2 separate regions of the Mus musculus genome follow, and region 2 is linked to region 1. Evidence: chromatin loops called from intact Hi-C (ENCODE). Cell type or tissue: heart. All regions are shown on one strand. Links, peaks and the distances in the headings refer to the core of each region. The heading gives the core; the rest is flanking DNA. Region 1 holds the start of Tyw3 (tRNA-yW synthesizing protein 3 homolog (S. cerevisiae)). Region 2 holds the start of Acadm (acyl-Coenzyme A dehydrogenase, medium chain).

Region 1 (10,383 bases), core at 2,384-10,383:
CCAGTCCAGAAAACAAGTCAGACAAAACACTAATGCCCCCACATCCTTATGTGCTCTCAGCAACAAAACAAAATACAACTCCCCAGTGTCTGGCTCAGGCAGGGTTGTAAGGCTTACAGAACATGGGTGAGGGGTTACTTACAGGGGTGAAGATGACTCCAAACCAACCACACCACTGGAAAGTCTCACCCAGCATGGACAAGGACTTCCCCATGGCCAGATAGATGGAAACCCTCTCCAGGTAACCCTCTACCTTCTAAATAACCTAGCACCTTCTGGACCTAAGAGGCCAAGTGCAGGTGCAAGGACCCCCATCCTTCTGTGAGGGAACATCAACAGTCAACAATCATGACCTCAAGGGTCTGAGGGTCTACTGTGAGTAAGTCTTCATGGCTTTCTGCTGCAGGCCACAGCTCAGACAATAGCACTTTTCAATAGTAACTCACTGTACTAAATGTAAGGCTGCTATGAACTGCACACACACACACACACACACACACACACACACACACACACACACACACACTTTATCCTGATTCTGCAGAGAGGCAGCCTGGTCCTGGCAGCACCAGCCACCCTTTGCTTCTCTTAATCTCATTCCCCACTGAGCCTTTGCGTTCCGATGGCTCCAGCCTACACTTATTACCTCTGAACTCAATCACAGTCTCATCATCTGCTTCATAACACTCTCACTGTATCAAAGGGAATCTGCAGGGGGCTAGCCCCAGCATTCTGGGGTTCAGAGCTGAGGTGGAACACGGAGTTGAATGAAGGCCAAAAGACTGATGCTCTCTGGCCTTGTAACTCTCTTTAACTGTACTGAGGGTAGAAGCTGATGGCTTCTGGAAAATTCACACTCTCTTGCTTATTCTGTGGCTGAAAACCACTGGTTTCTGCCAGGAGCCATCTAAAAGAAGCCAAAAACTAGCAGGCGATCTTTCTGAGATAGTTCTATCATAGACTATAAAGCTATGACAGATTCACTCCTTTAGGCAAGGCCAAGATTACATCTGAGGAAAGATTCCTGCTATTAGTATGCTTTTCCTGTTATCATTAAACATATATAACAATCACTAGCCTATCCTTTGAGCAGGTTTCTGCAGATCAAGGATGATGTACTGTCTTATAGTGATGCTATATAGACAAGTAGATGATGTCTTAGTTCTTAATGATGATTCTATAAGAATTCCTAAAATTACACTAGTAATTATTAAGATCTTTTATAATAGGACTGTCATTAAGTCCTTTTGATATCACACTGCAAGGAGAACTCTGCCAGTCTTCAATTTAATTGCCTCTGAGATAGAAAGCAGGCATTTACAACTTAGAGCACATTCCAAGAGTTGTAAAACAATTAATCAAAGGTCATAAAAGAGAACCAAAGATTTATTATATTTGCAAGGACATAAGATAACATGTTGACTGGGTTTTTCTATACAAAACTTCAATAACTTAGTTGCATCTTTAACTCTCCATAAACCTGTAGAGCTAGGATAGATAATGAATGTTCAGCCAAATAATTACTCTTAATGGATATGCATGCAAACATTCTCTATTGTATACTTCTTGTTCAATTTATGATTTGAATTTATGTTTGAACTTCTAGGGAACTTTTTTGAAAAAACAAGAATGCTTGGATAAACCATGTGATCTATTCTCCTAGAAAAGGTACAAAAGACTAAGGAAGGTTACATTGTATCAAAAGCAAGGCCATCGTTATATCAGAGCAGAAGGAGAGAGCAAGATTAGGAAAAGAACTTTTTCAGAGAAAACTTTTTTGGGAAAGGTTTTAGAGAGCAAGAGAAGAAGTTTTAAGAGAGAATTTAGAAATACAACCGAAAAATCACTTTTCAAAGTGTCCCCTTTTCTTCAGGTGACTTCAACGAGCAGGCTGGGAGTTAGAGCAGCAGTCAATGCAGAGACAGAGCAAAGGCTCTTTACTTAACCCCCTGCTGTTCTACTATGAGGTGCTAAAGGCCAGAGACTTGAAGTTTTCTGGCCTCAGAACAACTCAGAAAGGCAGGTCAGCTACCATAGGAATGTGACTTAGACTTAAGACAGATAAACTTTTTATTATAATAAAGGCAACCCTAAATATCTTGCAAGACTAAGTCTTGCCCCCAACGACACCCTTCCCCCTCAGTTACCTTCAAGAGAGAACCAGAAAGCACAGCTAGAGCTGGCCCCCAGCAGGCTCCTTTTTCTCTTTAGCTCTCTGTGCTTAAGTAAGCGCTGTGAAAATGTTTTGTGCTTGAGTAAGTGCTAGGAAACCTAACTCTTTGTTACTGCTCTGTACTTAAATGAATGCTTTAAAAAATATCCAGAAGATGTCCCAAACCGGTAAGAAGGACACATGCTCCACTATGTTCATAGCAGCCTTGTTTATAATAGCCAGAAGCTGGAAAGAACCCAGATGCCCCTCAACAGAGGAATGGATACAGAAAATGTGGTACATCTACACAATGGAGTACTACTCAGCTATTAAAGAGAATGAATTTATGAAATTCCTAGGCAAATGGATGGACCTGGAGGGCATCATCCTGAGTGAGGTAACCCAATCACAAAGGAACTCGCACAATATGTACTCACTGATAAGTGGATATTAGCCCAGAAATTTAGAATGCCCAAGATATAAGATACAATTTGCTAAACACATGAAACTCAAGAGAACGAAGACCAAAGTGTGGACACTTTGCCCCTTCTTAGAAATGGGAACAAAACACCCATGGAAGGAGTTACAGAGACAAAATTTGGAGCTGTGACAAAAGGATGGACCATCTAGTGATTGCCATATTTGGAGATCCTTCCCATGATCAGCTTCCAAACGCTGACACCATTGCACACACTAGCAAGATTTCGCTGAAAGGACCCAGTTATAGCTCTCTCTTGTGAGACTATGCCGGGGCCTAGCAAACACAGAAGTGGATGCTCACAGTCAGCTATTGAATGGACCACAGGGCCCCCAATGGAGGAACTAGAGAAAGCACCCAAGGAACTAAAGGGAACTGCAACCCTATAGGTGGAACAACAATATGAACTAAGCAGTACCCCGGAGCTCTTGACTCTAGCTGCATATGTATCAAAAGATGGCCTAGTTGGCCATCACTGCAAAGAGAGGCCCATTGGACTTGCAAACTTTATATGCCCCAGTACAGGGGAATGCCAGGGCCAAAAAGGGGGAGTGGGTGGGTAGGGGAGTGGGGGTGGGTGGGTATGGGGGGACTTTTGGTATAGCATTGGAAATGTAAATGAGCTAAATACCTAATAAAAAATGGGGAAAAAAAGGAAAAAAAATGTTGCTATGAAAAAAAAATAAATCTTTTTTTAATGCCGTGCTTTAACCAGCACTGAGAACCAGCACTGAGCTCTCTAACTCAGTTCCTGGTGGACTAACTCATGCTCTTCAGCAGAGGGAATTAAGTGAAAGGATTTATTGTTAGTGCTCCTCTCTCTGGAGAGTGAGTGGGGAGCCCCTGGCTGGCCAGGTAAGAGGCTCAGAGCTCCTTAACTGTTTTTGAACCAGAGAGAAGTCCCTCACACAAACAACAACAACAACAACACACACACACACACACACACACACACACACACACACCGGAAAATGTGTGTGCTGCACCACCTTCCTTTATTGCTGTCAGACTTTTTATACTTTTAGACAAAAAGTTCTCTAAGAAAGAATTCCCTTATAGATAAAATGTTACATAAAAGGGAGTTACGGAAAGGTATCAGTAACAAGTGCAATGCAGTGTTTTATACGATAAGCTCACTATAAGTTCAGTTTTTACATGCCCTGGCCTGATCATAGTGCACACCTGTGGCTTCATCCTTGGACCTGAATATTTTTCCTTGAACACAAATTTGTCCCAAGCCTATTTTCTCCTTTTAGTGTAATTTTGAAAGCTTGTTGTATCTTTTATTATGCAGCCTTTACTTACTATTCTGAGGCACGGGCACTGTCTATTCCTGATTCTAACTTTATTACATCTTTCTAGCAAAACAACTAAAACCATCTTAAAGCTTTCTTCCCAAAAGGATTTGAATCAAATCAGGAATTCTATGAAATCATTAATTCATCTAAACAGCATTAATTCATGAAAGTTCATCTTTAGGTTGATCTATACGAAATCTGCTCAATAGAGTGGGTGATGCTCTGGAACCCTTAGATTATCTATGACAGGAAAGGCATATCAGCTGCAGGAAGCAACCCAGAGATGAAGCCTCTTGAGAGCTTGCCTCTCAGAGCTCAGCCATCATAAGCCTCCAGGAAGGTCCCCTTTCCTCGATGGCTCCTGACAAGAACCACAAGAATAAAATAGGATGATATACTAACAGCAGTTATGAACTTAAGCCTTCATAATAGTGAGCTTTTCCTAAAAAAGCATAGTTTTTAAATCTCCATTCATTTTATTATCTTTACAAAAGACCAAAGGGAAAAGATGCTATGCAGAACTAAAAAGCCAGCCTTCCTTTTATGAAGGAGACGACCTTTGCCTTTGTTAGAAGAGGTTCAGAAACCCTGGCAGGTCACAGAGGTCACAGCAGGGCTAGAACCCAAGTTCAGTGCCTTAAATGTTGGCTGATTTTATTTCCTTAACTTAGAATCTTCCAACTTCACTTTTGGAAATGTTGGCATCGATTGTCCTTCATGCCTCTGAAATGAATTCTGGAATGTATGAGCAATTGGGTATGAAATGTCACCAAGCTATAGGCTGGGGCATATATTATCTAATAAAGGCGTCTACTTGGGTATTCTTCAAATGCCTACAAATTGGGAAATACAGTAGAAACATAAAAGACATGGTTCTACAGGGAAAGCTAATCTACCCTGATGGTATAGGTTGTCTAGTCTAGGCTACCTGTGGGGATTGGCTGCAACAATGTAAGCTTTATTGTTACTCATGGTCTCACACTGGACAAGGAGGAGCTTTCTGCCACTTTGGAGCATCTCACACTGTAGTCCAGGTTGGTCTGGAGCTCTGGATAACTCCCCTGCCTCAGCTTTCCTAGTATATGCACCATCATGCCTAGTTTCTTTGGTTTGTTAACTATGCTATGGTTTAAATGGGCTTTTCTATCTATCATATATATGTTGTGAAAACTGTTTATAGTACCTTGTTTTATTTTTATTTTACTTTTTATTTCTAGGACATACACAGTTAAAAATTCCTCCTCTAGACTGATTGAAACTCATTCATTGGTTTAAATGAAAGTTAAATGGGTAGGGGATATGTTAGACGTATGTATATCTTAACATAGAGTTAGTGAGTCAACTCTCAAACTCAAGAGGAAAGACATATTACTAATGAAGTGCAGAGGGCCAAGGTTAGGGCTAGCGGCAAGGAACACTTGTTATCCTCTTGCTGAGGGCTTCATTTGGCTTTCCAGCACCAACTTGGTGACTCAGGCTCGAAACCTATTCTAACTCCAGTCCCAGGAGATCTAATACCCTCTTCTGTCCTTTGAGTGCACCAGGAATACACACGGTGTGGAAAAAAGAGCAAAATAAAATAAAATTGATTTCTAGAGAGAGTTTTAAATGAAGACTAAAAAAGAGGCCTCATAGTTATAAAATGTACTGCCACTGTTCCAGAATGGCTCATGGAAGCTTGTGGCTTACTATTAACTTGGAAACACGAATAAATGATGAAAATTAAAGTATCCAGTCCAAGTCTTCTGGCTATATGATGTTGTCACGGTCTTGCTTTCACACTGATCACTCTGTACCCCTGCAGCATCTCATGGACAGGGCAGGCCCCGCTTCAGTGTGACAGAATGCTGCTTGCTACAAGCTGCATTTCCTAGGGCAGGAGCCAGCGGGGAGTTATGGTGGCTTCAGGGGCTCGAGGTGGACACGAAGTCCACACAGTGGCCTCTGCACTTTCAATCATTAACAGGTCTTTTCTGGTCACAAGACTGAGGCAGGAACTCTGGGAACTGTAAATGCGCAAGATGTAGTTAACAATGTATTAGGTTTTTCTAACTCTGTCCCTCTCTGTGTCCCTCTGTCTCTGACTCTCTCTAGGTCTCTCTTCTTTCTTTTGAAGACTACTGTAGGTGGGTGCCACTATGTCTAAAAATAGGAATAACAACGCCCACTGCATACACACCGGAGGACAGAACACAGACCTCCTCTACCTGCACCTGGGAAGTTGTGAACCCGGAGTTGGGGCGCGAGTGCCTGGGTGGCGGCAGAAATCCCCAGGCATCAGTAGGCAGCTACCCCAGTCGGAACCACCGGCCGCCTGCTGTGCAGTTCTCCAGTGCAGATAGATCTCCTGGAGCCTAGAACTTGAAAGAAAGAAAAAAAAAAAAAAAAAAGCCTCCCGGCAGACAAGAGTAGGACCTTGCTTGCGGTCCTGGGTGACTTACCCTCCTCTAGAGTAGGAAACAAAACCTCCTAAGCTCCAGAAGGTCTGTGGGGAAAGAGGTGGGCTGGCTTTCCCTAACTTCGCTAGGCTCCCCCTCTCGGTTTACGCCTGTACGGTCTGGCGGCGCACGTCTTGCTCCTGGTTGCGCCAATGGGGAACTTTGGTCCTCTCCGGCCACCGTGGCGGCAATATGGCTGCGCCCATGGAGAAGAAGGCGCATTCCAGAGCAGAAAGCCGACCCCAGCTCGCTCGCTCGCTCATGGACCGTAGCGCGGAGTTCGGCCGGTGGAAGGCGCAGAGTCTGAGCAAGGCGGACCTTAGCCGCAAGGGCAGTGTGGACGAGGACGCGGTGGAGGTGGTGGAGCTCCTGAACTCGCGGGAAGAGTTTTTCACCACCAGCTCCTGCGCAGGGCGCATCCTCCTTCTGGACGGGGTGAGGCCCGGGCCGGGGGAGGCTGTGCAATGCTAATGCGTCCTCCGGGTGATGGTGGAGCTAGCTTAAGTGGCGAAGGCTGGGGATTGGATTTACAGAGCGCTGGAGGAGCTCGAGTCTCCAAGTCCCTTCGGTCACGCTCGCCCTCGAGCCGCGCTAACCCAATCACTGTCGCTATGAGATGGGCGCCCGAAGGTTAAGGGGTCGCTGCCCCCTGGTGGCCGGTGTCATTATTACAGCCCTGGGCATTTTAGCTCTAAATGAAACAGTACTGTAGATACATGGTCAAAGCCCCTGGCTGCACGCTCTCATCCTCTTCCTGTCCCACAACACAGGATAACTAGACAACACGTGAAATAGGGTAATTTATTTCCAACATTTCTCATCGTGCCTGGCCCCATATTGCTGGTTAAAAGTCGCTAGGTTCCGCTTGGTTCTTCACGTACTGAAGTCCCAGATTATCGAGGTCTGTTCATGTTTATATTGCTTCCACCACTCCCGTTCTGTTCATGGACACTCTTGCTCACAAGCTAGCTGCCCACACCTCTTCTACAACTGCCCTGCCTGGGTTTATTCAGACGAGTCTCCAAAACACTGTTGTCTCTTCTCCAAGCCATGTTTCACAACACATTCATATGTATATGCATATGAGGGATGCATACACATATATGTATAATATATTTATAAATGTATAAATATATATGTATATACTATGTGTAAAATATCTATAATGAAAACATATTATAATTATGATTATACAAAATATAATCATAATAGAATATGATATATATTTTATATATTTTCATTTTTAAGCAGAATTTACTTTAGAAAATCCAAATTTATATTGTTCTGTAACCTGCAATCCTTTCCTCATTTTAACCAACTGCCAAGATTGAACTATTTTCTTTAGTTACTTGTCTTTGTCTTGTTCCTGTTCTTCATTTAGGAGTGGCAGAGTACTGAGAACCGAACTTAGGGTCTCGATCATGCTCAGCAAACACTCTACCACTGAGTGAAACTTCCAGCCTCCTCCCTACCTTTTGTTTTTTTTTTTTTTTAAACCTTCTAAAACAGGATCTTTCAAAGCTGCATAGACTGATCTTGAACACATTTAATAGACCAAGAACTCCTGGAACCTGTGGTCCTCCTGCCTCAGCTTCTGGAGTAGCTGTCCTATAATGCTTCCCCTATATCTACATAGCTGAGACACGACTCTCCAAGCTCCACTGTTATGCCAGACACAGAAAGAGGTGCAGACAAGCACAGTGCCCACTTAAGAGTGGCTGTCCATTCTGAGTTGTCATAGGATGCTTTCTGAACCTTGTCTAGCTTATGTATCTTATACTTGGTGGCTATTTATTTTTACTCTGCTTTATTAGAAAAGAAGGAAAGTGAAAAAAAAAATCAGGGTGGAGAAAACATAGGTAAGCCAGAGATGTTCCAAGTCGTGGTGTGACATTGTGTACATTTGCTAAGCATAAACCACTCATTTGGCTCGGAGGTTGTTTATAACAGCCAGCCCATGTTCCTAGAGCCTCACTATGAAAACCGGTCGTTCAGGGCCCACGCTTCCCCCACCAGCTCCCAGAGGAGCCTCCAGAGCTTTGTGTGCGTGGTTGTTGTAGAGATGCGGTGGTCTTCATGTGTGTGGTTTTCTGCTCTCCCTTTGCAGACTCTGAGGGAAGGATCTGTATATACCGATTAGAATTTGCAAAGAAGCAGTGTTTAGGTCGCTGTTGGAATGACAGCCTCTCCAGAGCTTTGACACATTGCTCCTCGCTGCTTTGCATATGCAGTCTACTTTAGGGATCTCAAATACATTTCCATAGTGGTGAGGAACATGTCGAAAGGTGTGCCCATCCCAGACGTCAGCAAATGGTCGGCCTTCCGTAGTGTTAGCCACCCTGTTCTACAGGAGGTGCCTTCTCCCTTTTTCACTTTTTTATGGTGAAATACTGCTAACATATAAGTCCTTCATCCTTTTCTTCCAGCAAACACATGCCCAGAGAGGCTTGTGACCCAGGGTAGGTGTGCTCAGCTGCCATTCATAAGATCTTGGGTTTCATCCCCAGCAGCACAACACAAACACAGAAGCAAACCAAAAGCACGCCCCTGTTTCTGAAGACACCTGAGTACTTTTACCATCTGAGCCCTAAGTTACTTGAATTGATTTTTCTCCTAGGTTATCTTTACCCAAAATACACTGAATTATTTTTCAGTCATCTTTCTGAGTACTAACTTAAGAATGCCCACCATGTTCTACAATGCAAATGTACTCATCTTGCTAAGTTTTACAGTTGAGTTGTCTGTCATTTTAGAGCACAGAAGGCTCTGGAGTTCAGAAGCAACACTGCTGCTGGCTGCTGGTCACACACAAACCGTGTGCGAGAGACGATGTGGTAAGTTTTTAAGTTAAAAAGTGATCTGCAACTCAGCAGGGAGGCCTGCCTCTTCAGCAGCACAGAGGTGAGGGTGGGCACATGGCTCACTGGGTTCAAATCTCACATTCAGCTCTGTTATTTAATAACTTTGCAACCTGGTAAAAAAAATATAAAAGAAGAAGGGACTTCACTCTGCCTTGCTAGCTTCAATGTTGGAAATAAGAGTATATCATTTACCACGATCCCTTCTGGACACGCTCATGGCTGTGCCCAGTGTGTCGTCTCTGAGCCTGCAGAGTGAGCACAGGGAAGGTTGTACCAGGCAGAGACCTTCCCTCCGGGTCCCTGTGGACATCCGGCCCCATCCTCTGCAGAAATGAGGAAAGGAGAGAAGTGGACACAAAGAGGTGTGGCTGGTTCCAGCATTCTCGTGTGGAATGGGGAGGGCTCCATGCCCTTCATAGGCTCCACAGGAAACTAAGTAAAATAAGCAAAGAATAATGTTTGTAATAAAAATGAGGGCAGAGGACGCAGATGTCTCAGACAGAGTGGGTAGTGAGAGCTAGAATGTCTAGGAAGCAGAAGGTGGGTGGGAGAACAGGTTGACAGGACAGGGCTGGGCAGCCGCACCTCATGCTGACCCTTGGTTCCCTCAGATGGCAGCTCTGAAGGGTGCAACCAGCGAAGCTGTTTTGAAGTTTGAACCTTTTATCCTCCATGTGCAATGCCGGACACTGCAGGACGCACAAACCCTGGTAAGACGTTGAACTTGCTCTTGAATTGAGATGTCTTTCAGTAGAATTAATTTTAAGCTTTAAGCCACCTTTTAAAATTATTTAATGTTGATTGATTCAGCTAATGTTTTGACTTAATTGTTCTCATATGTTTGCTTGGTCTAGCTATTTATGTCAAGTGTTAGGAGTAGGGACTCCCGGTCATCTCTGGGAAAGTAAAATGAGTACCCACACCTGGCCCGCGGTCTCCCTCAGCGGGAGGATTCATGTGGATTTCACAGTGCTGTGTCTTTGGTTTTCTGGCTGAGTTCTAGACGAGAGCTCAAGAACTGCATGTCTGAGGTCTCCCTGCTCACCTACACCTTTTACTCCATTACATGCAGAGTCGTCTCATTGCAACATAATTTAGTAAATCATGAGCCACAGAGCATCCGGGTAGAGCTGTGTGCAGTCCTTGCTCACAAGCT
Region 2 (16,432 bases), core at 3,406-11,405, 650 kb after region 1:
GAGTCCATCCTTTCCGTCTTAGCTCCGAGACACCATGTCTTATGTTTCTTATACAGAAACCATTTAATTGGGGCTGGCTTACAATAAACAGTAAGCTTAGGTGGGTGGCATCTTGTCCCAAAGTCACCACTGTGTTTATCTCCTTGAAGATAGGATTTAGCTCCTTCTATTTCCTGGCACCCCTTAATACTTGAACCATTCATTTTGCATTTTCCTTTCTAAGCTTGCTATGCTTATTAAATCCTCCAATAAGAGTGAACCACAGGATAAAGTCTAAACTAGGCTTTTCTGAGACTTCCTTTGTCGATGCAATTAATCTGAGTGTCTTCACCTTAGCCTCAGGCAGAGAAAAAGCAGTTACATTCTTCACCAAACTATCACAAGAACAGTCTCTAGGCCACATATTAAAATTCTTCTCCACTGAAACCTCTTGGACCAGGTCTGCACAGTTCAAATCACTGAAATGGACGTTTCTGGTTGTGTCAGGTGACGCAGACTCACACGGTGCTTTGCTGAGGCAAGCCCTGTGGGAGGACACGTGATGTCTAGAGAGATGGGATTCAACGGACACATGCTTGCATAGCTAGCTGTGCGATGTTTAGCTGGTCTCACTTCTTCGCTGTTCTTCACTTCGTTGGGAGAAGCATGGCAGAGAACTCCCGGCATCCCAGCTGGCTCTGGTTGATTCCGTTGATGCAGGCCAATTCAGCGGAGGCCTGGCTGTTTCTTCTGGATCATGCCACCGCTGCTGATTCATGTTTGGTACCCTGACAATACTGAACTGGACTGCTGGTATCCTGACGAACAGAGATTGAAATTACCCCAAAGTACTACTCTAAACAGGTCCACATCTCCTTTTCCTATTTACCATCTTTTCTCTCTCTCCTACCTTGAGACAATGGGCTGGGGTCGGGGGTGTCAAAGCATTTGAGAACCTTTATTAAAAGTAGGCTTTAAAAAGATCTAATCCTACAGATCATCCGCAGCAGCAATGTCTTCTATACATCTACTAGGATGGTGCGTTAAGCCCTACCTAAAGCATTCTACTAATTCCAAATCCAAAGACCCAAAATCCACATCCCTCCAAACAAAAACATGGTCAGGTCTATCTATCACAGGGAATACCACAGTGTCTGGTAACAATTTCTGTCTTAGTTAGGGTTTCCATGGCTGTGAAGAGACACCATGACCAAAGCAAGTCTTATATAGTTGGGGCTGGTGTACAGGTTCAGAGGTTCAGTCCATTATCACCAAGGTGGGAAGCATGCACTTCCTTCAGTGCTGTGAGCTGTGATTGCAAGATCAGGCAGTGAGAGTGGCTGACTTCTCTTGAGAATCCCTGTCCTGGCTTCAGATAGTGTCCCCTTAGGGCGGAAAGGACCAGGCAAGTGTTGGCCTATTTAGTGAGGGCACTCACCACACTCCTCAGGGCCTCACCTTTAGGACAATCAGCTCCCAGAGGTTCAACCTCCAACAAGCCCAATGGGGCTAGATGTAAATGTCTGAGTTAAGGACAGACTCTAGCACAGCACGCAGTTTATAAAACGATCTGTGTGGAATACCACCAGAAAGCCATTAAAGCCAGAAAGGGCTAGCAAATTCTTTGTCTGTTGTTTTGTTTTATTGGTTGTTCTTTTTCACTTTTTGAGACAAGGTCCCTGGATGGCCTGGAACTCACTAAGTACACCAGACTTGCCTTGCACACAGTGACATCTACCAGCCTCTGACTCCTGAGTGCTACAATTAAAGGTGTGCAACCATGACAGTTGGCCTGACTTTTGGATGTTTAAAGGTCTGAGCTAGCAATTTCTGTAAGAACATTTTCCCCATTAAGATGTAGCTTCTCCAAAATAACAAAAACAACAACAAACAAACAAACAAATGTAGCTTTTTCAAAAGATCAGTTATTTTTCTGAGACAGAGGGTACTATGTAGCCCAGGTAACCCTCAAACTCTGTGCCCCTCTTGTGAGCTAGGATAATATTCGAGCACAGGCATACTTGGCTTAGAAGTTAACATTGACAGCTCTGCAAACTTGGGGACTTCCTTTAATAGACATACTTATTTCCCTCTACAAATTAATAAATTCTATTAATCTGTTCTAAAGTGGGGAAACACTTCATCAGTGTGCAGTAAAAGCCTGTTTTAATTAGAGTTTCCACTGCTGTGAAGAAACACCATGACCAAGGCAACTTTTTTCTTCATACTCAGTTATTATTATTATTATTATTATTATTACTATTACTATTACTTTTCACTTTACATCCTGATCACTGCCTCCCTCCTCGTCATCCCCTCCAACAATCCGTCCCCTATCTTCCCTACCCTTCTCTTCTGAGCAGGTGGGACCCCCACCCATCCTCCCACTACGGTATCCTCTCACCCTGGCACATCAAGTCTCCATGAGGTTAGGTGCATCCTCTTCCACTGAGGCCAGAAGCCCAGCTAGAAGAACATATTTCCACCTACAGGCAACAGTTTTTGGGAGAGCCCCCGCCCCCAACTCTAGTTGTTTGGAACTCACATGAAGGCCAACCTGAGTCTGAGATGGTAGCTGTGATGTTATAAAGGTGAGAGATTATAAAACTTCCCAGTGTTGGGCACCTCAGTTGCCAAAGATTAAATGATATATGTTGTCAGAGTCATCTTGCTCTCTGCTTCAAGCAGCTGAGAGACAGGATTTGACAGAATAGATAGGCCCAACTCTTATCAAATAGATGCTTCAGTTTCAACATCATTTCACATTTGCTATCAGTGTTTGGGTTTGGTAGGGAAATTTGTTTTCCTAGTTCCTAAGATTTGAGTAATCTTTCATGAGTCACATGTACATAATCTATGTTCCATGGACAAATATTAAAGTACCTTAAGTTGATAATGTAGGCATGATACATTCATGTATTTGGGTATATTCGTTCAATTCTGTATTGTTGTGGTAAATACTAGTTAGCTGTGGACATCTTATTTGCTGAATTTAATTTGATAGGCCACTCATTTCTGAAGCGGAGAGGTGGAAAGAGGGTCGGTCATGTGGAGCCCAAGCTAGCCTCGAATTGGCTATGAACTGAGCATGATCTTGATCGTCTGATCGTCTTTCCTCCTGAGTGGTGGGACTATAGGTGTCTGACATCCCTGGCTCTCCAGGTCTCTTAGTTCTTTCCAAAGTCTAGCTGTATCTCTCCAGCTCTAGATGTGTTCTAGTCTTTAACTCCTGAAGGTCCTGGCTATGTGAAGGTAGCATTTGCTAAGCACGTTCTTCTTTCCTTCAGTTCCCAGAACCCGAGAAGCACCCACCTACCTTAATGTGTTTGTTTTCTGGCTTTTGAGATTTCTGTTTTCTCATCCAGTAGTGTCTCAGCTCCTTCACTCAGCTCGATCCATGAACTCTGAGTTCATAGTTTAATCATACCTGGGGAAATTGATGGTTTCAAATTTCTATTCCTACGAAGAGTTTTAAAAAGAGAGTAAAGGGACTGGAGAGGTGGCTCGGAGAACTGACTGCTCTTCCAGAGGACCCAGGTTCAATTCCCATCACCTACATAACAACTCACAACTGTCTGTAACTCCAGTTTCAGGGGATCTGACATCCTTAAACCAATGCAAATAAAATAAAAGTTAAACAAATTTAAAGGGGTAGGGAGCTGGAGAGATGGGTCAGTAGTTAGGAGCACTCACTGCTTTTCCACTAAGAATCAGATCCAGGGATTAGAGCCAAATGGCTAGATCTAGCACTCAAAGTACAGCCAACAATTTCAAGTGTGACTTTTGCTCGACAAACAGCAGCACTACAGAACGTGAGCCTGGGTTTTCCCTAGCATGGCTGACTGGAAGAAACCACAAAGGCCTGAGGTAAATGCAGTCAGTTCTCCCTCCTTTCCTCTCTTTTCTTTCTTTCCTTTAAGTATTTCTGGGAACTGAACCTAGCTCTACATTCATGTTAGGTAAGTACTCTACCAGTGAGCTGTGTTCCCAGCCTTTTTTGCAATTTTTACTTTTGACCCACAGATCTTTTCAAGTGGCACAGACTTGTCTTAAACTTGCTCTGTAGTCCAGGCCTTGAACTTTCTACCTCCTACCTCATCTCCTTGAGTAGCTAAACCTTCATCCCTCCCACCCCTGGCCTTGGAACTACTGGTCCTCTAGCACCCATACCTCCTGAATGCTAGGATTAGAGGTGTGAATCCGCAGGCCATCTTGAATGATTATATTCTTAACTGTCCTACACTGTAGGGGAATCCTCTCCTTGTGAGTTCCTGCAGACATATAAATTTTCAGTAACTGAGCATAAAGATTATGCTTGCTTGCTAGGGACATAGCTCTGTGGCTACTTCTGACTAGCCAATGGGAAACTAAATCTTTGCCATAGGAAGGATTGTGCATCACCACTTTTATCAAATAATCATCTCTTGGGGATTGGTTCCAATGCTTTCAATTAATCAGGGATCTACCCGTCGAAACGATGAAGGTCCTTGCCCCCAATTAGTCTTTAATCAATCAATAAAGATCAATGGCTGGGAGGAGAGAGGGGGGCTCAACGTTTAGATTATGTGGGCTAGGAAGTGGGAGAAAGGAAGATGGAGACTCACTATGACTCAAAAGAGGAGGATGGGACAGAAGAGCTACAGTAGATTAAACCAACCAGCCCTGTAAGAAGTGGCCTCTGGCCACTTTCCCAATTGGAGTTGGGTACTAGGTAAAAGTTTAGGAGTGCCCAACCTTTGAGCTAGTTGTGGCAAGTCAAAAATCAACGTGTGTGTGTGTGTGTGTGTGTGTGTGTGTGTGTGTGTGTGTGTCTTTCATTCGATAATCCAAAGATCCTGTGAAATCCGCCAGGAGCCAAAGTGGTGTAGCTAAACTCACTGCTACAACCAACCATCATCAGGAGACAAAGCTGACATTAAAGACTTGCTCATGTGAAGTAATATGAATGTACAGCAGGGGCCATTGTTCAGGACAACTGGCTTGGCCTCTTAAAGAAAACAAGAGGGGGGCTGAGGAGACAGCTTAGTGGTTAAGAGCAGAGGACCTAAGTTTGGTTCCCAGTACACACAGCCAGCAGCTGGCAATCACCTATATCCAGTTCCAGGGAATCCGTTATCATCGTTTGGCCTCAATGTGCACAGAGACATACAAATATACATATTTTTTAAAAAGATGCTATTGTTGGCTAAAGATTGATTAAATTTTAAAATAGAAGAAGTTAAAACCAATTTGAAGTAGGAAAACATTCATAGAATTCTGGTTTGAAAACAAATTACATGTAAAAGTCACTGGAGAAATGCACATATTGACTATGTCTGGATATTAAATGATGATAGAGATTAACTGTCCAGACAGATGTGACAACAGAACTCACATGACAATGTGTTATATAAATATTTAGAGTTGGAGCGTGTTATGTTCAAATTAGTTCTGAGACTAATCAAATTCTTAGAAATTGCTCTTACCCAAAAGCTCCAACTCTGTGCTGGAGAGATGGCTCAGCGGTTAAGAGCACTGACTGCTCTTCCGAAGGTCCTGAGTTCAAATCCCAGCAACCATATGGTGGCTCACAACCATCTGTAATGAGATCTGATGCCCTCTTCTGGGGTGTCTGAAGACACCTACAGAGTATTTACATGTAATAAATAAATAAATTTTGCCGGGCGGTGGTGGCACACGCCTTTAATTCCAGCACTTGGGAGGCAGAGGCAGGCAGATTTCTGAGTTCGAGGCCAGCCTGGTCTACAAAGTGAGTTCCAGGACAGCCCGGGCTATACAGAGAAACCCTGTCTCAAAAAAAACAACAACAACACTCCCCCCCACCCCAAAAAAAAGCTCCAACTCTTCACTTGGGCTCAAAGATTGCTGAGAAGGATAAAAGTCTGCTACCTTCATTTGCATCTGTTCTCTTAACTTTGGGTCCAACTCCTTAATGCTATACAGTCAGTCAAATATTGTAAGATCGCTAACCCTTGTTATTCCTGTTTGAGAGTGAATGTGAGGTGAAGCAAACACACTGTACCAGAGACAGAGAGACACGCTCTCAAAGCATCTCTCCAGGCTACCCCAAAGTCTCTGTTCCAATGAAGTAGCAATATCAAGATGCTTAATGGAAACAGAGCAAAGAAGGTCATATTTACATCAAAGTACTTTTCAAATACTTTAGTAGAAATGTTACAGAAAAAAAAAAAAAGCCATAGGCTTCCAATGCTATCTGACAACATTTGCCATCTGGTTGGTGGGAGGTAGGTGTGTGCCTGAATATTCTAAAGAATGTACCTAATGGTCACAAAGCTGTTAGCTTACACATAAAGGAAGGCAATAAATGGCTGCCAAGGAGGCTAAAAATGGCACAGATAATGTTGTTTGTGGACCTGGAACATTCCACAATCAGAGGTTTAAACAGCTCATCAGACTAGCAGGCCATTCAAAGGAAGATACCTTTTTCTGGAATGTTCCCTTACAACCATTAGAAACTATGTTTCAGGAAAGATTGTTGATGTTGAAAGATTAATCTTATAGATCTGAGCATTTATCTCACAATGGAATCCACATACCTTTTCTAGGCTTTGGTGTGCCTGACAATGCTACAGGTAAGACAGAGAGAAGATGAGAATTTTTCATTGTTCATTAGTCTCAAAAATAAGCTCCTGTCTCCCAGTTCCTTGAAGCAGAGAGCAAGAGGACTATTGACAGCTTAATCTTTGGCAACTAAGGTACCCAACACTAAGAAGTTTTATAATCTCTCATCTTTATAACACCACAGCTACCATCTCAGACACAAGGTCTAACTGGAAGACAATGGGAATTTAAGCAAAGTTTACAAACTCATGAGCAAAATTTCACTCCCAATGTTCACTGTCTGGGGAGCTTTTGGATAGGCTCAGCTTGGGTTCCCAAGGATGCTTCCCACATCTATATAAGTGGATAATAAGTAGCCTTGAAAACGTTCAGAAAAATAGATGAAATAAACACTATTGTGCTTTGGTTTGTTTAGGTTTTGCTACTTGGCTCTCGCTGGCCTCAAACTCGCAGTGATCTTCCTTCTCAGTCTCCTGGCACTGAGATGTCTTAGTCGCCCTGGCTACACATGCAGCTAATTTCCTATTTAAATTTTAAGGAGTACAGACTACCTATCGATCTAGCCCAGAATTTGTTGTTCCAGTGAATACCGGAGCCATAAAGAATCTGACTCTCCAAGTAAAGGTCACAGCTGACTGCTAGAAACGTCTGGCTGCGCCCTCTGGCCTAGATTCGGGTCCAGCTCTCCCGGGCAGCCCTCTGGAAAGAACGTGACCTTCGGGCTCCGGTGACACTGGGCACACAGTCTTCTTCTCCGGGCCAAGCACAGAAGTTTAGGCTCGGGCAAGGTCGGGAGCAGGACGCATGCGCAGAGGGCCTTCAGGCCACTCCCTCTTCTGGCCCAGGTCCGGACCCGAGACCCTCCCTCATCTAGCCCCGCCTCCCAGGCCACACCCCTTGAGCCTGCAAAGACCACGCCCAAGGTCTTCTGCTTGGACCCGTCATCCCTCTGTCTCTCAGCCGAAGTCAGTCTGAGAGCTCAGACCTCATCTGTGTGTAAAGGGACTCCCTAGGCCACGCCCCCGAGGTCTGCAGACTTTGACCCGCACGCCTCCGCACCCCTAGAGTCTAAGGCCCGCCCCTCTCCTCCCTCCAAGCCACGCCTCCTGGGGGCGGGACCCCCGTCCGTTTTGCTTGCTGCACGGAGGTGGTCGGAGGCAGCAGATCGAGGAGCCATCATGGCAGCGGCGTTCCGCAGAGGCTGCAGGGTGAGCGGGTGACCGGGTGGTATCGGGAGGGTCGGCCCTACGCGGCCTGGGGGAAAGCGGGAGCCTGCGGGCGTCCCCCCGCGCTGCCTGCCGCCCTCCCTCACTGATCTCCGGGCTCTGACCCCTGCAGGCGTGGCCCTGCGGACCTGCTTCATTCTGGGTCAATGGGCTCAGCCACTTCTCTCCAGTCACCCACGCTTCTTGAAGGGAACCCGGTGTCAGAACCCTGCTGTGGCAGAGGCGATCACTTCCAAAAAACTTTGACTGTAGTCCCACCCCAGGAAGGCATCAGTGTGTGGTTCTGTAGCCACGGGCGTGAACAAGTGTTAGGATCCAAACAGGTTGATCCTGGGTGTGCACAGAACACAGGCACAACACGAAGGAAAGGGAAGTGGGCCGCTCCGCTCGCACCAACAGGGTTAGGACGCCTGTGGTTTTGTGATGTACAGGCACCCTTCCAAAAAACAAAAGGGAGACAAGCCTACCGAAGAATTTTCATGAAGCTTGCTTTCTAAATGTTGTACCCTGCAGAGTTTTGTCTCCTAAGCTGTTTTAACCACTAGTTTGTTATATTAGCGATGTGTTCGTACAAACCTCCATTTATACCACCTAAAACTGGACTGAAGTTGCCTCTGGCACCGAAAGCTGTAGTTTTAGAATTTACAACACCATTACTATACAACTCAACAGGTTCTGAAAGCAGAAATTGAAGGGTTTTAAAGTTATTTTTTATTCTGACAACAGAACTACAGGTTTCTTGGTGCCTCCAAGGACAAGAGAGGGAAAGTCTAACACCATAACAAAACAGAAAATGCATTCCTTTATCCTATTTTTCACACCGGGATAAAACCAAGAGTCAAATTTCTAAGTAATTCGTTACTTAGTTATGCTGTAGTTGCGGGCTTGAAGACTAAAGTTAGTAGTGTTCCCATATTGGAATTCCTTGGTTTTGGCAGAGAGCCAGGAATAATAAACGCAATTCTCTTCTGACTTTAGAGTTTCAGAGTGTCGTCGTTCTTTATATTGGGTCTCATTTTGTAGTCCAGGGTGGTGCGGCGCTCACAGCTTCACCTCTGCCTTCAAGCCTGGCTGTCTTATTTTAATAATCTCCAGTTATCTCCTAGGATTAGTGAGCCTGATTTTCAGGTGTAAATACAAATTGTGTGTTTGGAACTGTTCCCAGACGGGTGTTTGCAAAACTTAAACTCTATGTTGTAATGCTAAGTTTTTAACCCTGTTCTTTTTTTTATTGTTTCTAAGCTGTCTACACACAGACACGTGCACACTCACATACACAGACAGGTGTGTTCACACACACAGACACACACAGACCTGCACATCCTCTCTGCACAAGCAATGAGCAGGCTCGTGCGTGCATTAAGCTACTCTAATTGAATGACTAATGTCAGTATATAAGGAGCCCAGTAATGGGCCCGCCACTTAAGTTGTATAAAATGCAGCTGACCAGTTTTGTAGAGTGGTGGTCTTCATTTAATCTCGGAAGTAGAGGCAGAAGAATTGAGATCCCAAGGCTAGCCTGGATTCCACGGTGGGCTTGGGGGCTATCCTAAACTACTTCAAAAGAACTTGTCCTAACAGGAACACAAACCAAATTATTAGGGCCTGGTGTGGTGGGTCAAGCCTTTAACCCTGCATTTATGAAGGTAGAGTTAGGGAGCTCTCTGGGAGTTCAAGGCCAGCCTTGTGTACAAAGTAAATTTCCAAATCAGCCACAGCTACGTATTGAGACCTGTCTCAAAAACAAAACAAACAGCACCACCAAAAACTGCACTTGAACACACACACACACACACACACACACACACGGAAGGAGGGAGGGTGGAAGGGAGGGAGAGAGAGAGAGAATGAGAATGACTGAGCAATTTACATTTTTTTCTCATTTAATATTTACTGCTCTTGCGGAGGGCCTGAGTTGGCTTCTCAACACTGATGTTAGGTGGCTCAGAACTATATGTAACTCCAACTCCAGAGAATCCTGTACCCTCACCACACATATATAGACACACAAATGAAAAACTATAAAATTGAATAACATTTCCTTTATGGTTAGGCATCCCTCTAGCTTGTAATTGACGTTTGAGTTATAATTTATTTAGTACTGACTTTAAGAACGTAGCTCTTGAATAAAAACATAGCCATACAGATGCTGTGCTTGCCCTGGGGTCTGTATGACAATACTCATTTGTGTGCGGATGTGTCTGTGTGGAACTCTCAGTACATGCAGCAAGGTGGAAGCCAGAAGACGGTGGTGGGAGTGAGTTCTCTCTCCCACCACGTGGGTTCCAGGGCTCAGGCTCCGGTCACCCGTCTATACAGTAAGGACCTCAATGGCCTAGCCAGTGTTTTTGCATTTGGTTGATATTTAGGTTATTAAGTTTACTTATTATATCTATTTTTTTTCCAGGTCCTGAGAAGTGTTTCTCATTTTGAGTGTCGAACACAACACTCGAAAGCGGCTCACAAGCAGGAGCCCGGATTAGGGTTTAGTTTTGGTATGTGTCCCTCCCTTTGACTTGAAGGTCTGCCTGGGCTGTGTCTGTAACATGATGTCTGTTGATGAGTGGAGCAGACACCGCCCACAGTTGGCTCCCGGTAACTTCCGTCTGCTGGACTGCGTTGCCTTCTTCCGTATGCTCTCCCGAAAACTGCGTTGCCTTCTTCTGTATGCTCTCCCGAACACTCAAGTGTTCTCAGGCGGCCTCTATGGTGTCCTTTCTCTTCTTTCCCAAATGGTAGCCCAAATAAATGAATATATATGAATTGTTTTCAACCTACAGATTAACTGTAACATACTTCCTTTGTCTTTGGAGACAGTCTCACTATATAGCTTTGGCTGGCTGGAGCTCTAAGTAGAGAGATAGGCAGGCCTGCCTCTCCCTCCCTAGTACTGAGATTAAAGGTGTGAGCAACCACACCCGCTGGCTTAACAAATATTTCTCCAAATACTCATCGGTTCAGTGGTGTAACAATTAAAAAATTGGCCTGATTTATCTGAGCTGCGGTTTGATGCTGTTATACGGTGTCCTCAGACCTGAGACCAGGTGGCCATGTGGTTTTGGAGGGAAAAGAAGCTAGATTCTTCTTTTCCTTTTTACAAAATGAAACATTCCGAGTTAAAAATGTGAAGTAAATCCTGGTTTTTGGTGTCCTTCACCCCTAAAGGGTTTTTACTTGAAGTTGTTACCTTGCCTCTAGCTAGGAAACCATTTTCTCTGTTCCCTTGGTCTCTGAAAAGTTCCAAGGCTGAGCTGGTTAACAAGCACGGGGTCCTTGGTGGCTGAACGCATCTAGGTTTATTGACTTTATTCGAGTATACTTGAGTGAAAATACATACATACACACACACACACACACACACACACAACTGGAATTAGACTTTTCATATATCATGAGCATAGCAAGTTGAATTAGTGGGCGTGTGAGAGTAGCAGCCTTTACTCTGACTGTTATCTATTCTCAGCTTTTTTGGGGGGCGCAGGGGAGGCGGGTTTCAAGACAGGGTTTCTCTGTATAGCCCTGGCTATCCTGGAACTCACTTTGTAGACCAGGCTGGCCTCGAACTCAGAAATCCACGTGCTGGGATTAAAGGTGTGCGCCACCACGCCCAGCTTTATTCTCAGCTTTTTACATATGAATTCCTACATACTTGTGGGCAGTTCCGAGAATCTGACAAGCCTCGGAGTGCCAGAGGGTGAGGCAGATAGAGGAGTTTGGGAGGGAGTTTGTGAGCTCAGACTAAAGTGCAGGTAATGAGAGGACTGGTGGAGGAGCGCACCTTTGACCCCAGCACTTGAGACCGAGGCAGGTGGATCTCTTGAGTTCGAGGGCAGGCTGATCTACAGAGCTAGTTCCTGGCCAGCCAGGACTAACTGGTTCTGATGGATAAAGTAGGTATAACAAGTGCAATAGGATATCATGAAGATTACTGAGTTGATGAAAGCAGGTTGCCAACAAATAATAATATGGTAGACGCCTTTCCTTCTGACTTTGGACTCATCTGTCTAAAGTCGGAAGGAATTATCTCCAGTCTTTGAAGTGAAGAGATCTGGAAAACCCCAGCAGCTCCGAGCCCCAGGCTCCTTGACTGCTGCTGTCATCACCACGAGCCTCGAGGAGCCACCTCCTCTCTGCCTGGTCTCCTGCTTTTGTCTTCCTGGTTCTTTGTTTGTTTGTTTGTTTGTTGTACTTAGTAGTGAAACCATAGAAACCAGTGTGCCAGTCCCCTTAAAGGAAGACTGCTTGGTGTGTCATCAGGCTGTGTGGATGACTGACGGAAGTACACAGCTTTCAGCCATTCCTTAGTCTCCGTGTCTTAACCATGAGACTTGATCTGTCTTTTACACTTTGCCTCTCGGCCCCATACAAATGAGAACTGTAGATATATATTTTTTTCTTTTTTTAAAGACAGGATCTTACTGTGTATCCCTATCTGGCCTGGAACTCACCATGTAGAACAGGCTGGCCTTGAACCTACAAAGATCCTCCTGCCTTTGTGGTCTGAGTGCTGGGTATAAGGGTGTATGCTGCCTCACCTGGCTTGTTCTTCTAAGCGTTGGCTCTTACTCTGATTGCCTGAAATACCCAGTGCCACCTTTAACCCTCCCTGCCCTGCCGTGTGTGGAGGGTGGAATGGAGGGCCTCCCTCACAGAGGCTAGACAGGAAAGTGCTCCCTCCACCTGTGAGCTACTTTCCAGCCTCGTTTATTATATCAGTGCAGCCACATTGAAACACCAGGTAGTACAGCTCCAAAAATGCAGTTATCCATCCACACTTACCCCAGGGGTCCAGGCAGCGGAGTCGTCTCATTCATTTTACAATAACTAGTTTTATTTCGTGTAGACCCATTGTTTTAATACTGCCTGTTGCTAATACAGAGGGTTCAATGTGTCTGTTAATATTTTGGGGAGACTTCTCATTGCTTTTACCATTTTATTTGTGGGAACTTATATCCTTAACCTTATTGGGGGCTTAAAAGAAGAGTGAAATTTAAATCATGGTGTTGACGTTCTTCCGTAAGTCCCTGAAACAAGCTTTATTGCTGTATGCTGCCCGAGTGCGTACGTCTTGTGTCTTTAGACTGCTGCCTGAGGTCAGAAGCTTACCTCTTGATAGATAGAAACCTCTGCAGAACAGCTTCATGGGCCTTGTCTCTTCAACTCAGTGTTGATGAACTCTTTTTGATGTTCTCAAAATAATGTTCCCTTAGAGTTGACGGAACAGCAGAAAGAGTTTCAAGCAACTGCCCGCAAGTTTGCCAGAGAGGAGATTATCCCCGTCGCCCCGGAATATGACAAAAGCGGGGAGGTGGGTATCGGGTTGCCGGGGAAGTGGGGAAGTCGTGTATGGCCAGGAGATTGGGTGGCCAGCCTGCCTAGGCTCAGGTGTGCTGTACCTGTTCTCCTTTCAGTACCCGTTCCCTCTCATCAAAAGAGCCTGGGAACTCGGCTTGATCAACGCGCACATTCCGGAAAGTTGCGGTAAGCCTCCTACACGTTTGCTCCGAAAATTACAAAAATGAAAACGCCCATTTCTCTAAAGTGTTGTTGCCATTCAGAGGCTTTCTGCCTTTGTTTCCCTATTGGCAACATAGAACTTGCCTGCTCGGAGGAGCCTGGTCCTCACTCAGCACAGAGCACAGGCATCTCCCTGTCTAGATGGTTTCGAGTTTATTGAGTTGTTCTTCATATTATAACGTGCTACGTACACTCTGACGCTGTAGGTGGCCTTGGCCTGGGAACGTTCGATGCTTGTTTAATTACCGAAGAGTTGGCGTATGGGTGTACAGGGGTGCAAACTGCTATTGAAGCAAATTCTTTGGGGGTAAGTCACTAAGACAATCACTTATCATGGGGCTGGTGGAATGGCTCAGTGGGTAAAGGCGCCCCCATGGTCTGAGTTCCACCTCTGGGGCCCGTGTGATGGAAGGAGACTACGGACTCCCCCAAGGTGTCATCTGGCCTCCAGAAGAGAGCTGTAACTCGTGCACACATACATAGACATACATGTGTGCATATGTACAAAATAAGTAAAATTACCATTTGAGAAATGCTAATCGCTTACCTGGGCTGTTAATGAGACACCGACCGTGAAGCTGGGTTAATCTCTGTAAGAACTATAAGGAAGACTGGCTTGCCGGCCTGGAGCTGTGATTCTATAGCTTGATCACTGTGGTTCACTTGTCTCCCATACTGGCCGTTCTGGGTGTCCTTGTGAGGAAACTGTACTCTTTGGCGGCAGCTCGGAAGCCATCCCCTCGGCCTGCTGCTCAGTTACTACGCTGAAATGAACTGAGCAGTATCTAGGAGGCCTGCTCGTCGTGCAGACCGTGTCACATATCCTAAATTTAATCTGTGATCTCCTTACTGTCAACCACGCTTGTGTGTCACTAAGCAGCCCCACCCACCTATAACTCAAGGAGAAGCTCATGTTAGTCTGTGTTCTTCTCGCTCGTTTCGTTCAGAGCAAATGCCAGTTCATAAGTTTACTTCTTTATGGGAGGCAGGTAGTTCTTATTCGTGGAACTGTGGTTTTCTGAATCTACGTAACTAATTTAAATATCTCGACGTCTTAATGTTAATCTCCCTTGGTAGCAAATGCCTGTGATTCTTGCTGGAAATGATCAACAAAAAAAGAAGTATTTGGGGAGGATGACGGAGCAGCCAATGATGTGTGTGAGTATGTTCGTCCATATTTCCCTGTAAACGGGCCAGGAGCGCTGGCTCTGCCATTCAGTCTGCATGTGTTTATTGGACCTCGTGCCCTGAGGACAGAAGTCCGGCAGACACAGGCGTACCTGGACTGTCCAGCCGGTGTCTTAGCAATCCCTGCTCATTTCCACAAGGGAGAGTCCACTTGTTTCTGGATTCCAAGATGGTGTTGAGCTATCCTGTTGCTGGCTTTCAGGAAGTGATATCTGCTGAACCGTCCTTCTGCAGCTCCAGATGGGAGCGGTTGTCTGGGTGTTTGCAGCCCCGGCTATCCTTCGACTCAAACTGCTTCATTTGTCATTTAAAATGTTTCTCTGGCTAGGCAGGGTGGTGCACCGATTTAATCCCAGCACTTGGGAGCCTGGGGGGGGGGGGGTCTGTCTTCACATCTCTGTGCTGTGACTCTCTGTCTTTAGGGTCTCATGTATCTGACTAGCTTTGAACTCACGGGGTAGCCAAGGTAACCTTGAGCTCTTATTCCTCGTGCTCCCACCTTTCTATTGCTGGGATCACAGATGTGTGCTACCACGCATGACTCAGTTTATGGAATGTCCAGTTACGTTAGGTGATGCCTGGGACTGAATCAGGCCCTTGTGCATGCTAGGCTGTGCCCCCAACCCTATCCTGCGTTTCATCCTCATCACATGCAGAGAACACTCCTGCAGACAATACATGGCTACAGAATATCCTTCATTTTTGAGGTCTGACTTACACATCATCTCGTAGAAACTGGCTTCTCAAATCCTGGTGTTTAGCACCCACACTTCATATGGTTACCCTGTACCCGGTGAAAATCTCAAGGTGGACTTCCTTTCAGCTCTGGTTTTCCATCTGGCTACTACATAATGGGTATTCAATGAACATTCAAATACATCAACATAGCAAGCTCAATTTAATGAATTTGTTTATTCAATTCCTAATATTTTCTGTAGTTTATTGGTATGCTGTGTCTAGTTTTGAATTAAGTTAAAATGTTTTAAAAGAGTACATTTTTTTACATTTCAGCAGTTTATTTGGTTTTCTAAGAACATTGTAATTCTAGATATTCATTTATCATTACTGCCTTCAAAGACAAAATGCCGGGCTGGAGCATAGCTCACTGGTAGAACCCTAGTTAGCATACCTAAGAATCTGGGTTCTATCCTGGAACCTCAAAACAAACAAGCAAAATAACACTATTGCCAGATATTCACAATTTAATAATTAACATTTAATTTTTTTCTTGTGTCTGGATATCCAAGGCTTACTGTGTGACAGAGCCCTCCGCAGGCTCTGATGTGGCGGCCATTAAGACCAAAGCAGAGAAGAAGGGTGACGAGTATGTTATCAACGGCCAGAAGATGTGGATAACCAACGGGGGAAAGGCCAACTGGTAGGCCTCTTCATTACTGTACCTTCCACGTCTCCCTTTCTTCTTTTATTATTAAGCCTTCTCAGTTAAAACAACCTATAGTTTTAAAACTGGGAGGTCCATAGGAGATTATAAATAACTCGGTGACTCATGAACTATTTTAAGCCCTTGAGCTATTTCTTCGAGATTAATTTAAGAAGTCTAAAGTGTAAAGCGCAGTAAAAATAGCTAATCTCACTGACTCTGTCAGGCGGGCTCAGTCCCAGTGCACAGTCTGCTAACCCTCGCTTGAAGGAAAGCAGAACGCTTCAGTAGGGTGGTTCTCAGCAGGCTTGTGGTTCTAGGGAATGAACCTGGAGCTCTGTATACCAGGGAGCACTGTGCTGTGACGCCCATCCCCTGAAGAGGCGTTCTTACTGGACTGTGGGGCTGCCATGCAACTCAGGGGCTACAGTGCTTCAGAGCACGCACAGACCCCCAGCACCATATAAACATTTTTAAAAAGCAGACCTTCCGTGGTGATGATATCCACCTCTACTTCCAGTACTTGGAGCAAAAGTGAAGGATCAGGAAGTTCAAGGTC

What was found. Hi-C counts contacts between places; a loop is a spot of excess contacts. Peaks named below come from ENCODE experiments on the same cell type or tissue, not always from the same donor. Only the 100,000 strongest peaks of a DNase experiment are listed, where the experiment ranks them.
Region 2: a loop joins it to region 1, with 2.7 times the contacts of the local background. A loop is called at or near these places in 4 of 42 quality-filtered maps.

What each region holds. Positions count from the first base shown.
Region 1 is chr3:154,593,271-154,603,653 of GRCm38, reverse strand. Tyw3 (tRNA-yW synthesizing protein 3 homolog (S. cerevisiae)) reads left to right here and starts at 6,556. Exons shown (of 6, transcript NM_172474.5): 1 at 6,556-6,801; 2 at 9,120-9,200; 3 at 9,839-9,937. The coding sequence starts at 6,628. Cryz (crystallin, zeta) reads right to left here and starts at 6,943. Exons shown (of 9, transcript NM_009968.4): 1 at 6,370-6,943. In heart, for the core only: CTCF peaks have their summits at 6,445, 6,814 and 7,030 (motif pointing left); DNase peaks (open chromatin) are centred at 6,533 and 6,893; H3K4me3 peaks cover 1,888 bases; H3K27ac peaks cover 1,694 bases.
Region 2 is chr3:153,935,733-153,952,164 of GRCm38, reverse strand. It overlaps Acadm (acyl-Coenzyme A dehydrogenase, medium chain), which reads left to right and starts at 7,522. Exons shown (of 12, transcript NM_007382.5): 1 at 7,522-7,769; 2 at 10,195-10,282; 3 at 12,998-13,095; 4 at 13,199-13,268; 5 at 13,511-13,611; 6 at 14,382-14,462; 7 at 15,740-15,870. The coding sequence starts at 7,740. In heart, for the core only: no CTCF peak of the experiment used is centred there; DNase peaks (open chromatin) are centred at 7,554 and 10,364; H3K4me3 peaks cover 2,265 bases; H3K27ac peaks cover 2,971 bases.